Linked DNA regions of Homo sapiens: all the other regions are linked to region 3. Evidence: chromatin loops called from intact Hi-C (ENCODE). Cell type or tissue: ascending aorta. All regions are shown on one strand. Region 1 overlaps GALNT17 (polypeptide N-acetylgalactosaminyltransferase 17). Region 2 holds the start of MIR3914-1 (microRNA 3914-1). Region 3 overlaps GALNT17 (polypeptide N-acetylgalactosaminyltransferase 17).

Region 1 (2,500 bases), 120 kb after region 3:
ACTTTCTCGTAGCTGTATTTCACATCAAGAAACAAATAATCCTGATAAAACTTATTTGACTAGCTACTTATTGGTATCAACAAGCTCTTATTGAATAAATATGTAACTGAATGACATCCTGGGGGCTCATTATTATTATATGAGTTACCCAAAGTTCCCAGAATTTCTGGTATGCAGTGCTGTAGCCAACAGTGGTCATTCCTATATCTGCTTTTACAGTTTTTACTATCTATACCAGTTACTCTCAAAACTTCATGGGCATAAGAAACACCTGGGGGGGTGTCAATTGAAATACAAAATAAATAAAAAATAAAAAACCACTATCAACAACATTTGAGTCTTGCATTTTACCTGTGATATGGGTGCCTACAGACTTTATCAGTGTGCTTCTCATGGGAAGTTTTAGCACTTGAAACCCAGGGACACCATTTCTATTATCTGAGACCGCCTTGAAGGTTTCTTCCCCTTTCGATATTCCTCTCTGTTCTTTCTCACTAATTCTTGGAAAGTCATCTTCAATTCAGTTCAACAAATACCTATTGTATATTTACTATATAGTAGACACAGAGCTCAGAGCTTAAGGAATGTGAAAATGCACAAGACCTGCCCCCTGGCTACGAGGAGTTTTTTCATCTAGTAGGAGAAGCATATGTGTCTGGCTATAATACTTGGCAGAATAAAATAGCTGTGATGTTGAGTTTCGTTGAGTTTTATTTCTATTGCATAGATTGAATGTCTTCAGCTTCAGGTTGCAAATCCTGGTGACTCCAGCACAATATGTGTTATAAATAGCATTGCATCTTGACTGCAAATGAACTCAGAGAGAGAGAGAGAGAGAGACAGAGAGAGAGAGAGAGTGGGCAGGCAGGAAGATAAAAGGTTGAGCACAATTTGGGCGTTTGTTTATGTGATTGAACTACGGCTGGGGCTGGGCTAGGTGCTGTTCATGGCTGGAGGAGGCAGGTTCTTTTCCTGTATGAGATTTTTACTTTTTATTTTTATTTTTTGAGATGGAGTCTCCCTCAGTTGCCCAGGCTGGGGTACAGTGGTGCAGTCTCAGCTCACTGCAACCTCTGCCTCTTGGGTTCAAGAGATTCTCCTGCCTCAGCCTCCCGAGTGGCTAGGATTACAGGCGCCTGCCACCACGCCTGGCTAATTTTTTGTATTTTTAGTAGAAACGGGGTTTCTCCATGTTGGCCAGGCTGGTCTCGAACCCCTGACCTCAAGTGATCCACTTGCCTCGGCCTCCCAAAATGTTGGGATTATAGGCGTGAGCCACCGCGCCCGGCTTTGTATGAGATTTTGTCTTTGTGACTAAATCACTTCTTTGTGTACAAACTTACATTCTGCCCCTGAGCATGTGTGTTCATGCTTAACTGATTCAAAGACTACATTTCCCCCAACATATTACACCAAATGTACTTAACAGCAATTAGAATGTTTGCCGCCTGCTGTGTGCAGATCTCCCCAGAAAACAAAATTCTCCTAAATGGCAGTATAAGTAATTCTGAAGATTAAAGCTGGTGATTTGCAGAGTGCTTGGTTCGCTGGCTTCCTGCAAATATCAAGATTAACAAAGAAATTCATTGATCCCATTTTGCCTCCTTAATGCCTGTGCACAGGCCTAAGGGAACGCATCCCACGTGGCTGTGTGATTCAGATGAAGACTTGCTGTTGCTTTTTTTCATGGCCAAGATGCTGATTTAGTGGCATTTTTCTTGGCAAAAGTGCCCCAAGAAAACAAATCCATTTGTGTATATTTTTACGGGAAACGCTCCACCTAACCCTGCCCCGCTGAAAGCCTTCCCCGTGAGTCGTGAAGGAAACATGGCTGATTTGCTACTGTTCAAAGGGCGACTCAGGTCTTGACTGAAAGACCGTACACGGGTTGTTTGATGCTGTGTAAATCTCAGCCACGCTGAACACTCCTTTCCCCAACTCTAAATACAGGACCCCTGAACATGTTGCCCTCCACACCTTCTTCCATTTCTTTCTTTCTTTCTTTCTTTTTTTTTTTGAGGCAGAGTCTCACATTGTCACCCAGGCTGGAGTGCCGTGGCCCGATCTCAGCTGACCGCAACCTCCATCTTCTGGGTTCAAGTGATTCTCCTGCCTCAGCCTCCTGAGTAGCTGGGATTGCAGGCACGCACCACGATGCCTGGCTAATTTTTGTATTTTTAGTAGAGCCAGGGTTTCACCATGTTGGCCAGGCTGGTCTTGAACTCCTGACCTCAAGTGATCCACCCACCTCGGCCTCCCAAAGTGCTGGGATTACAGTCGTGAGCCACTGCACCTGGCCACTTTGTTCCATTTCTAATGTGTTAATGTACTCAATAAGCAATAGTTTTGGAGTGTAGATGGTGTACCCTGAAATGCACCAGGCACTGGAAAATACAGTGGTGATTGAGAGGCAAAGTCCTTACCCTCAGAGCAGAGCAATCTTTTGCAAACACACGTTGTGTCCTGGTCACTCTAGTGAGACCAGCAGCCAATGCCAGCC
Region 2 (2,500 bases), 70 kb after region 3:
AAATATCTGTTCAAGTCCCTGTTTTCATTTCTGTTTTGTTTTGTTTTGTTTTTTGAGACAGAGTCTCGCTCTGTTGCCCAGGCTGGAGTGCAGTGGCACAGTCTCAGCTCACTGCAGCCTCTGCCTCCTGGGTTCATGCCATTCTCCTGCCTCAGCCTCCCGAGTACCTGGGATTACAGGTGCCCACCACCACACCTGGCTAATTTTTGTATTTTTAGTGGAGATGGGGTTTCACTATGTTGGGCAGGCTGGTCTTGAACTCCTGACCTCAAGTGATCTGCCCACCTTGGCCTCCCAAAGTGCTGGGATGACAAGCGTGAGCCACCACCCCTGGTCCCTGCTTTCATTTCTTTGGGGTTTATGCCCAGAAGTAAAATTCCTGGATCCTGTGGTAATTCTATGTTTAACTTTTTGCAGAACCGCCATACTGTTTTCCATAGGGGTTGCAGCATTTTGCATTCCCATCAGCCGTGCACAAGGTACCACTTTCTCCACATCCTCGCCAACACTTGTTATTTTGTTTTCTTGACAGTAGCCATTTTAATGGGTGTGAGGTGGTATCTCATTGTGGTTTATGTCACATTTTTGAGTATACGTTTTACCCTGCTGGGTATATGTTATTACACTAGGTGCTGGCTTACAGAGGCAATAAGACCCACTTTCTGCCATGAGAGAGGAAACTCACAATCTGTTGGAGGAGACGGGCATCTAAACGGAAAATTATAATACAGCTTATCAAGTGCTATGATAGAGACAGGTCTTAAGAGAGCAGAGAGTGGATGCAATCGAGGAAGACTTCCTGGTCTTCATAGCCCCACCTCTAGGAAGTCTTCCTTGGTTGCACCCACTCTGTGCTCCGTTAAGACCTGTCTCTGGAGTAGCAGTAGAGTTCCTACTCAACTTCTCATTTTCTGGTTCCTTCTACCAAGTTAAGCATACTCATTAGAAGGAACCAGAAAATGAGAAGTTAAATCTGAAGTCCAAGTGGTTGGTGAGTATTGGTTAGAGCACTATTTTTAGAATAGAACAATGCTTATGAGTGAAGCATTTTTTTTTTCTTTTCATTTGTGCATTTCTCTGGCTCTGGGAGATTGTAAAGGTTACTTCATTGGGATGCTTAGATCACAGTTTCTGGTTATTAGAAAGAGGCCACACTGAGACCTTTGGGAGAAAAGGGGCACAGCAGGTGGGTAGGTGGGACGTGCCTCATTGAGCCTGATTCAGGGGTCTTGTGTGTTTTCCATTTCATCCAATTCTGGGAAGTCTGAAGGCTCCGGGTCAGAGGGGAGTTTGTTGCATGGGGGCAGTTGTCTGGAAAGCTTAGTGACAAAGTAGCAAATAGGAGCAAGGAAACAAAGTATATAAAGACCTGCTATTTAGGAATGGCACTATTCTTGTCGTGGTGACTCACATTTGTCAAGCCTTGAAGGATATTTGCAGAGGAAGAAAGAAGCATTGGATTGCAGCTCGGTGGGAGCAGATCCTGGCTGCCAGTGCCGGGACCAAGGCAGGGTGTGATCTCACCCGTGTTGCCAAGGGTCATCCCACACCCAGACTGTTCGGTTTCCATTCTCATTCCTTGGCATTGCCTTTTATAGAACTGCTTTCAAAAGAGGCATTGGGGCTGATGTCACAGGATCACTATGTGTTTCTCAGGAGTAGGGAGGGAATGAATAGGATTTTTCGAACATTCTATACCAAATTCACTGCCCTCCCTCCATTTGATTTAGGACTTACATCTTCAGCATCCTCTCTTTGTTAGGCTCCTCTGGAATTGTCTGTCCCCCTGGCTAGATCAAGAGCCCCTCTGTATCCCCAGAACCTTGCAGCTTCAGGCACTTTGCACGAGATAAATAAACATGGATGCAATGAGAAAAGGGATGTGACAGGTATTGGGGAAGACAAGCCAGCAACTGCTCTGGGCTCTGCTTTGGAAGTGCCTTTCATTTCTCTTTAGTTTTTTTTTTTTTTTTTGAAACAGAGTCAAGCTCTGTTGCCCAGGCTGGAGTGCAGTGGCACGATCTCAGCTCACTGCAACCTCTGCCTTTTGGGTTCAACGGATTTCTTATGGCTCAGCCTCCCAAGTAGCTGCATTACAGGCAAGCACCATTACGCCTGGGTAATTTTTGTATGTTTAGTAGAGACGGGGTTTCACCATGTTGGCCATACTGGTCTCGAACTCCTGACCTCAGGTGATCTGCCCACCTCGGCCTCCCAAAGTGTTGGGATTACAGATGTGAGCCACTGCGCCCAGCTCATTTCTTTTTACTCTCTATCCACCACTTGTCCTAGCTCAAATCCTTTTGAGTCTGACTTGGACAGCTGATGTCACCCTCTACCTAGTCTTTTTTCCCTTCAGTGCCATTTTTCCAACTCTTGTCAGTCATTTTTATGCTGTCATTGCATCCAGACCTGATCATTTCTTTTCTCTTTCCTACTCAAAACCTTTCTTGGTTCACTGTGACTCAGTGAATAAATCCATGACCCTTGGCAGTCTAAT
Region 3 (2,500 bases):
AATCATAGGCAGATCGCCTCCTTCTTTAAATTGCCTTTGAAAAATAGCTTTATTGTCTCCGTATGTAATGCAAGTAGGCATTCCCCCGGCAAGTTCGGGGGAGTAGCTGACATTTGTTGACTGTTTACTGTAGGTGTGAACTTTATATGCACCATTTCACTTGATCCCCATTTTCAAGATGAGAGAATTGGGGCTCAGAGGGGTGTAGTCATTTGCCTGGGACGGAACAGGAAGATGTCTGGAATAAGGGCCAGCCCTGGGTAGATGTGGTGGCTCATGCTTGTAATCCCAGCGCTTTGGGAGGCCAAGGCAGATCGCTTGAGGCCAGGAGTCTGAGACCAACTTGGCCAACATAGTAAGATCCCATCTCTGAAAAAAAAAAAAAAAAAAAAAGAAAAAACAGGGCATAATTGTGTACGCCTGTAGTCCCAGCTACTCAGGAGGCTGACATGGGAGGACTGCTTGAGCCCAGGAGCTTGAGGCTACTGCGAGTTATAATCAGGCTATGGCACTCCAGCATGGGTGACAGAGTGATACCCTTTCTCAAAAACCAAACAAACAAACAAGTAAACGGAAAATAGCCAGCCCCAGCACAGAGCTTAGCACACAGCCAGGGGCTTAATAAATAATTAGTGGCTAAATAAGAGTTTTGGAACTTTTTGGGGATGTTTTCCCATCACCCCACTGCCTCTTAATGCCTCAGTTTACTCACTTTTCAAATAGGAGTGTGGACTGGTGGACTAGATCTTTGTGTGTGATGGGGATGCGTTAGGGGGCACCCGTTTCTATCCTTGCTGAGTTTGAAATCACTTGAGAAATAAACACGGGAATCTGACCAATGGAGTGAAAAATATCCACTTTATTTATTGAGAGAAGCTGTGCTTAAGGGCGTGGCTTAGATCCATGGCCACAGTGAGTCTCCCACTAATCCACTCCACTATTTAATGTATTCAGCAAACAGAGCCAGAGCTGGGCAGCTCCCCTGTGGCACAGAGCACATTCCATAAGGCAGAGGGCAGAGCAGCCACACTCTCTCTCTGAGCAGGCAGAACTGTAGGAGAGAGCCCCAGAGGAACTGAGCCAAGAGCAGTTACTTTCTTTTGCAGTATTTCAGGCATGGAGGGGACTCTGGTTCCAGGGTGGGAGGCAGGGAAGGTGAGGGGTTGGGAAAGAGGTCTCTCCCAGAAGCCTTTCACATTTGCATCTAGCTGCATTCGGAATTTATTTATTTATTTAGAGAGACATGGTCTCACTCTGTCTCCCAGGCTGGAGTGCAGTGGTGTGACCATAACTCACTGCACCCTTCAACTTATGGGCTCAAGTGATCCTCCTGCCTCAGCCTCCCAAAGTGTTGGGGTTACAGGCATGAGCCATCACCCCACTGCACCTGGTCTGTGTTCAGTATTTATTATAAATGATGGGCTAAATATTGAAAGGTGGGGAAATGAAGGTCTCGCCAGCCCTGTGAATGACTGGGATTCTGTGTGTGTTCTGGCTTCCAAGTGGGATAATGAAATGGTGCCTCTCTCTGTGTGCGGTTAAACACCCATTCATACCACAAGGAGGTTGTAGTCAGCAGCCTGTCTGGTGGCCCCGTGGGGGTCTCCAGCATTTATACCCTTGTTAATCCTCTCCCCTGGAATGTGGGTGGGACCTATTGACTCATTCTAATAACTACAATGCAGCAGAGACCATGTGTGCCACTTCTGAAATTAGGTTATAATAAGACTGTGGCTTCTATCTTAGGGTGTGCCCTCTCTCCGTCTCTCATGTCACTCACCTGGGAGAACTCAGCTGCCACACCGTGAGGTCCCCTTGTAGATAAGCCACATGGCAAGGGCTTGAGGCCTGTCAGCAACCGTGTGAGTGAATCTGGAGGAGAATTCCCCCTTGTCCCCAGTCAAGCCTAGAGATGAGCCTGCAGCCCCAGCCGACAGTCCCATTGCAATCTAATGAGACACCTTGAGTCAGAGGCACCAAGCTATGCTATGCCCAAATTTCCCACCCATAGAAACTCTGGGATAGTAAATATTGTTTGGGCTGGGCACAGTGGCTCATGCCTATAATTCCAATGCTTTGGGAGGCTGAGGTGGGAGGATTACTTAGGGCCAGGAGTTCAAGACCAGCCTTGGCAACATGGTGAGACCCTGTCTGTACCCCCCCCCAAAAAAAAATAAATAAAAATTAGCTGGGCATGGTGGTACATGCCTGTAGTCCCAGCTACCTGGGGACTGAGGCAAAAGGATCACTTGAGCCCAGGAATTCAAGGCTGCAGTGAGCTATGATTGTGCTACTGCACCCCAGCCTAGACAACAGAGAGACACCCTGTCTTGAAAAAGAAATAAATAAATGAAATAAAAAAATACTGTGTTCATGACTCAGTTGGGGTAATTTGTTATGCAGCAAGAGAGATCTAATGTCAAAGCCCTTTCTCTTTTCTTCTGAGAGGTTCCTGCATGACAGCAGTATCTAGAAGGGCCAGTGATGCTTTAACCCCAAG

What was found. Peaks named below come from ENCODE experiments on the same cell type or tissue, not always from the same donor. Only the 100,000 strongest peaks of a DNase experiment are listed, where the experiment ranks them.
Region 1: a loop joins it to region 3, with 2.4 times the contacts of the local background. A loop is called at or near these places in 3 of 110 quality-filtered maps.
Region 2: a loop joins it to region 3, with 3 times the contacts of the local background. A loop is called at or near these places in 11 of 110 quality-filtered maps.

The regions. Positions count from the first base shown.
Region 1 is chr7:71,360,968-71,363,467 of GRCh38, forward strand. The region is part of intron 2 of GALNT17 (polypeptide N-acetylgalactosaminyltransferase 17); the gene reads left to right. Among named protein-coding and RNA genes, the nearest start is that of MIR3914-1, 54 kb to the left of the region's middle. In ascending aorta, no CTCF peak of the experiment used is centred here; no DNase peak of the experiment used is centred here.
Region 2 is chr7:71,306,788-71,309,287 of GRCh38, forward strand. All of the region lies in intron 1 of GALNT17 (polypeptide N-acetylgalactosaminyltransferase 17), which reads left to right. MIR3914-1 (microRNA 3914-1) reads right to left here and starts at 983; the gene lies at 885-983. MIR3914-2 (microRNA 3914-2) reads left to right here and starts at 887; the gene lies at 887-981. In ascending aorta, no CTCF peak of the experiment used is centred here; a DNase peak (open chromatin) is centred at 1,514; H3K4me3 peaks cover 502 bases; H3K27ac peaks cover 2,307 bases.
Region 3 is chr7:71,237,140-71,239,639 of GRCh38, forward strand. The region is part of intron 1 of GALNT17 (polypeptide N-acetylgalactosaminyltransferase 17); the gene reads left to right. Among named protein-coding and RNA genes, the nearest start is that of MIR3914-2, 69 kb to the right of the region's middle. RefSeq lists an enhancer at 1,938-2,438. In ascending aorta, a CTCF peak has its summit at 1,000; a DNase peak (open chromatin) is centred at 1,032; H3K27ac peaks cover 1,417 bases.